2 separate regions of the Homo sapiens genome follow, and region 1 is linked to region 2. Evidence: chromatin contacts called from ENCODE Hi-C data. All regions are on one chromosome and are shown on one strand. Each heading gives the region's core, a stretch centred on a gene start or an enhancer-like site at or near the end of the contact. The rest is flanking DNA. Distances are from core to core; before and after follow the strand shown.

The links. Hi-C counts contacts between places; a loop is a spot of excess contacts on that map.
Region 1: a loop to region 2 is called in a map of posterior vena cava, with 5 times the contacts of the local background. The contact joins the promoter of GDF15 here to the promoter of MAP1S in region 2. A Hi-C loop is called at or near these places in 1 of 168 maps with a recorded cell type or tissue (posterior vena cava).

Annotation. Positions count from the first base shown.
Region 1 is chr19:18,384,873-18,387,572 of GRCh38, reverse strand. It overlaps GDF15 (growth differentiation factor 15), which reads right to left and starts at 1,415. Exons shown (of 2, transcript NM_004864.4): 1 at 1,107-1,415. The coding sequence starts at 1,383. It overlaps MIR3189 (microRNA 3189), which reads right to left and starts at 1,011; the gene lies at 939-1,011. RefSeq lists enhancers at 1,291-1,460, 1,049-1,871.
Region 2 is chr19:17,718,170-17,720,869 of GRCh38, reverse strand. It overlaps MAP1S (microtubule associated protein 1S), which reads right to left and starts at 1,390. Exons shown (of 7, transcript NM_018174.6): 1 at 1,250-1,390. The coding sequence starts at 1,367. RefSeq lists enhancers at 199-348, 739-808 and a silencer at 1,159-1,208.

The DNA.
Region 1 (2,700 bases), core at 166-2,665, 670 kb before region 2:
TTCTTCTGGCAGTCAAAAACTTACTTGCTTCACTTATTTATTTATTTATTATGGTCTTGCTGTTACCCAGGCTGGAGTGCAGTGGGGCACTCATGGCTCAGTGCAGCCTCAATCTCCTGGATTCAAGTGCTCCTCCCGCCTCAGCCTCCTGAATAACTGAGACTACAGGCACACACCATCATGTCTGGCTAATTTTTTTTAAACATTTTTGGTAGAGATGGATTCTCGCTATACTGCCCAGGCTGCAATGTTCTGGCCTAAAGCGATGCTCCCACCTTGGCCTCCTAAAGTGCTGGGATTACAGGTGTAATCCCGAGAAATGAAGAGTGCCAAACCCATCACATTCCAGACTACTGAGCCTCTAGGAATCACAGCCCCTCAGGCTGGTACAAGTGTTAGGGAGACTGGGGAGACTGGGGTTTGAGGGTGCCTTAACCTAGTTGCTAGGCTTAGCAAGGGTGAGAGGTTTGCCGGAGTCACACGGCACAGATGGGTTTAGGGCGGGCTAAGAGTGTGCCCCTCTGCCTGCCCCCTCCTGGGTCCCACCACAGCCCAGACCTCATCCAGTGCCCTGCACCCCTGGAGCCTCCATGGAGGGCACAGAGATGGGGAAAATACTCTCCTCCTCCCCTAACAAGTCGCTCGTTGCATGTGACTTTAGCAGTGCCTTGACAAGCGATTTCATCAGATTCAGAACCAGCTCCAGCTGGCTCTGCCCATCACAAACTTCTATCCATGCACCACACCCCCATTGTTTCTCTTGGATCCTGGCCCCAGCCCAGGTCAGGGACCATGCCCACACCGCACGCCCGACCCCGTCCCCGGGTTTCCCAGGTGCTGTGCACATTCAGGAGGGTCCCTGGCATCCCTGTACCTCAGTTTCCCCATTTGCAACTTGGGGACAGGTTATAACCTCCCACGTTGTGGGTGCAAATCAGGCATCGGCTACCCCATCAGACCCAAGGGGATCCAGGATATTCCTACCCAGGGCACAGATGGGGCAACTGAGGCTCAAAGGTAGGTCTGGGCTTTTCAAGATGAGGAATCCCTGATTAGATATGGGGGCTGCTTGGGGGGTGGGAGGGGATCTCTAAGATTTCACTTACCTTCTGGCGTGAGTATCCGGACTGCAGGGGCCGGGACGAGGTCGGTGTTCGAATCTTCCCAGCTCTGGTTGGCCCGCAGCCTGGTTAGCAGGTCCTCGTAGCGTTTCCGCAACTCTCGGAATCTGGAGTCTTCGGAGTGCAACTCTGAGGGTCCCGGGAAACTTGCGCGGCTCGCCTCGGCCAGAGACAGGGCGCCCCCATGCGGCAGCCACGAGAGCACCAGCAACACCAGGAGCATCTGAGAGCCATTCACCGTCCTGAGTTCTTGCCCGGGCATGGCTGTGCAGGTTGCGGCTCTGAGCTGGGACTGACCAGATGCTGCCGGACCGGCCTTTATAGTCCCCGGACTTTGTCCGTCTCCGCCTGCTCAGTCCCGCCCTCCTCCCCCTGCCTGCAGAGTAAACACTCCAATGACCACAGCTGGGCGGGGTCTGGGGGTGTATTTAGGGGGAGGATCTTTAGGTGGGGGCGCTCCTAGTAAAGCTAGGGCACATTTCTGGGCCTCAGTATCCTCTTCCTCGATATGAGGACACCATTCCAGCCTGGGAGTCTTTTTGGAGGAAAAAAAGACATTGTTACTATGTGAAAAATTCCAGACAAGAGTTTAAGAGGTGGCTGTCTATGCCCATGGGATTTCCTCTCTTCTCTTTTTGGTTGGGGTCAAAGGCTAAAGATGGTGAAAAACAAAGGAAGCAGAGGAGAACGGGCTAGATGGAGCCAGGAAGGGCAACCTTGATGTGTCATGCCTCTCTGCCATGCCTGTTTCCTCACCAGGAAAAAAAGGACTGAGACTCTCACTGGAGAGGTGGTCAAATGAGGGGTAAAGCACAGGGCCAGACACATAGGAGGCACTTGATAAACTGGGTGTTATTGCAGTTACTCATCCTCCTCTGGAGAACTCCTACTCATTCTTCAAAACTCTACGCAAAAAGCCCCTCTTCCAGGAAGTCTTCTCCAACATTATCTTTCCAGTCTAAGCAGGGTGCTCCCAAACCCCATCCTTTTGTCTGGCTCAGCGCTCACCTTGAAGCCATCCTCACAGGATTCATAATTCTGGGGGCCAGGCATGGTGGCTTATGTCAGTAATCTCAGCACTTTGGGAGGCCGAGGTGGGTGGATTGTTTGAGCCCAGGAGTTCGAGACAAGTCTGGGCAAGATGGCAATACCTCATCTCTAAAAAAAAGAATTCTGCGCCGGGCACGGTGGCTCTCGCCTGTAATCCCAGCACTTTGGGAGGCCGAGGCACGTGGATCATCTGACGTCAAGAGTTCTAGACTAGCCTGACCAACATGGAGAAACCCTGTCTCTACTAAATATACAAAATTAGCTGGGCTTGGTGGTGGGATTACATGCCTGTAATCCCAGCTACTCGAGAGGCTGAAGCAAGAGAATCGCTTGAACCCAGAGGGCGGAGGTTGCAGTGAGCCAAGTTTTCACCATTGCACTTCCGCCTGATCAACAAGAGCAAAACTCTGTCTCAAAAAAAAAGAATTCTGGACAGAAACTTAGTTATAATTAAGCACTAATCAGGCTGCACTTTGACCCACTTCCTTGTGACCGCAAGTTGCTTGTAGCACCTGATACCGACCATTTG
Region 2 (2,700 bases), core at 141-2,640:
ATTAGCACCCCGTGGGTGGGGAGCGCCCCAGCCTCCTCCCTTCACTCACAGCTTGGAGACTCAGAAGTACCCAACACCTTCAGGTCTCGCTGCAGCTGAGCCAGGGGACCCAGAGCACACCTCATCATTTTACACACAAGATTCATCAGCAACAAAGCCTCCACCTCCTCCATCTCCACCTCCTCGCTGCTCCTATGCCCTGCCAGACCCGTTTCCACTCACCGCCCTTGCAACAGCTGTTTCCCCTGCCTGGAAGTCCATCCCCCTGCCGCCCCCACCTGTTCCTACTGGCCAGGGGGCCCTTCCCCCTCAGCACCTTCGGGTGCTAAGACTGACTGTCCTCTCAGTCCCTTGCAGCCTTCTCATCCTTCCTGACACCATGTGAGCTGGAAGCTTGTTCCATCTCCTCACTCGCTTTGGGTCCATCCCCAAACCAGACCTGTGTTGGCAGGGCTGAACCTGTCTATCATCCCGGCCATATCCCTGTGTCCACTGCCCAAAGGCCTGGCGCATAGCAGGTGCTCACTAAACACTCCTCAAGCACATGAACCGAGGTGCGTGTTCCTGTCCCATTTTACATGCAATGAAACGCCAGGTCCAGATGCTCCGAGGGATGGGGGATGAACACCCATCTCCACCCACGGGCGCATCACGCCCGCCAGTCCCACTGAGCCAAGTGGCTGCAGGTGAACCTGGCAGGTGCGCCTATGACTCACCTCCCTAGGTGCCAAATCCCCAGGGCAGGCCGCACCCGCCCACACCCCAATTAGCAGCTCCTTGTGAGGCAACAGAAAGCGGGCCCCGGGGCTCCAGGCCCAGCCTCCCCCATATCTGCTTCTCCCTCCGGGAGATCTCTATCTAAGCTGCTAAGACCTGGAGATCCAAAGCGACCCCAGGCCCTACCCCCGGGCAGGCCAGTCAGGCGGGAAGCGGAGCCGTGGTCCAACTGCAAGGGTCCCCAAGCCCAGGCCCGTGTCCCCTCCCCTATCTTCACCCGGAGTTGGGGCGGGGCAGCCCTGCCCAGCCCAGGCCCGGATGCCACTTTCTCCGCGGGCACCCACGGGCACCCCGCCTTTGCCCGCGTCGTGCGCCTAACGGTGAAGGGGACCCAGCCCCAGGCCCGCGACCCCCGCCCCGGAGCCCGGGTCCCGCCGCCGCCGCCGCCGCCGCCCCACCCCGCCGGCCCCGGGCCCAGACGCGCGAACGGGCCCGCCTCCCGGGCTCCCGCGGGCCCCCAGGCCAGCCCGACCTCTTTCGAGCTCCTCCAGGACGTAGGTGAGGAGCCCCGGGCTCCCGAACTCGCTGCCCACCACGAGGAGCAGTGAGCTCGGAGCCGCGGCAGCCCCAGATCCAGCCACCGCCGCCATCTTCGGGCCGCCCCGGCGTTCTCGGCGCCCGCCCCGCAGGCCCCGCCTCTTAAAGGGGCCGCACCGGAAGGGCTGAAGACCCCGCCCGGAACCACCGCATCCCCGCCCCTTTTTGTCGACCACTTACAGGCCCTTTGAGGTCGTGGAGAGCAGGGGATGCGGGCGTTAAAGGGGTTGGCCGACTCCTGGGTGTCCGCTTGGGAGCCGCCTCTCCCAAGTGACCATTCATTCATTTTTTTTTTCATTGAACAAGCTTTGATTGCGTGCCTGCTGCATGTAGGTCAGAACTCCTGCCCTCCAGGAACTCACATCACATGACAGTAGGCCGCATCAGAACCCGGTGCCTATGGATGCTCCCAGCTCTCTAGGTCAGGGCTTGAACAGAGAAAAGAAATCTATCTTGTAGGTAGGGCTTTAAGGGATGTGTAGGAGTTTGCCTTGTGGGTGGTGGGGCAAGAGCTGGTGAGGCAGAAGTTTACAGCAGGTGCAAAGTTTTAGAGGTAAGAAAGTACATGTGTGTTTGGGACACAACCGGAGCACTCTGGGCCTGCCTGGAACAGGGCAACACTTATTCTGCACCTCCTGTGCGCCAGGTATTTTATTGCATTAGCTCATTACATACAAGCACAAAGCGATGAGTTTTGTGCTTGTATGTAGGCACAGATGAGTAGGCACAGTTACTGTGGTCACTTTCAGAGGAAAGAAGAGGAAACTGAGATTTGGAGGGATGAAGTCACCAGGCCTGTAAGTGGTAGAGCAGGTTTGAACCCAAGTGGGTCTTACTCTAGATCCAGCCTGTGCAAGGGACTGCCTGCGTTGCGCACATGGGTACCTCTCTCTCCCCAGATAATCCTCTTTAGGCTTTTCTTTCCTTTCCTCCCCTCTCTTCTCCTCTCCTCCCCTCCCCTCCTCTCCTCTTCTCCCCTCCCCTCCCCTTCTCTCCCCTCTCCTCTCCTCTCCTCCCCTCCCCTCCCTTCCTCTCCCTCCCCTCCCCTCCCCTCCTCTCCCCTCTCCTCTCCTCTCCTTTCCTTTTCTTGAGATGGAGTCTCATTCTGCCGCCCAGGCTGGAGTGCAATGGCACAATCTCAGCTCACTGCAACCTCTGCCTCCCGGGTTCAAGCGATTCCCTTGCCTCAGCCTCCCAAGTAGCGGGATTATAGGTGTCCGCCACCATGCCCTGCTAATTTTTGTATTTTAGTAGAGATGAGGTTTCTTTTCTTTTCTTTTCTTTTCTTTTCTTTTCTTTTCTTTTCTTTTCTTTTCTTTTAGAGACAGAGTCTCGCTCTGTCGCCCAGGCTGAAGGGTAGTGGCGCGATCTCGGCTCACTGCAAGC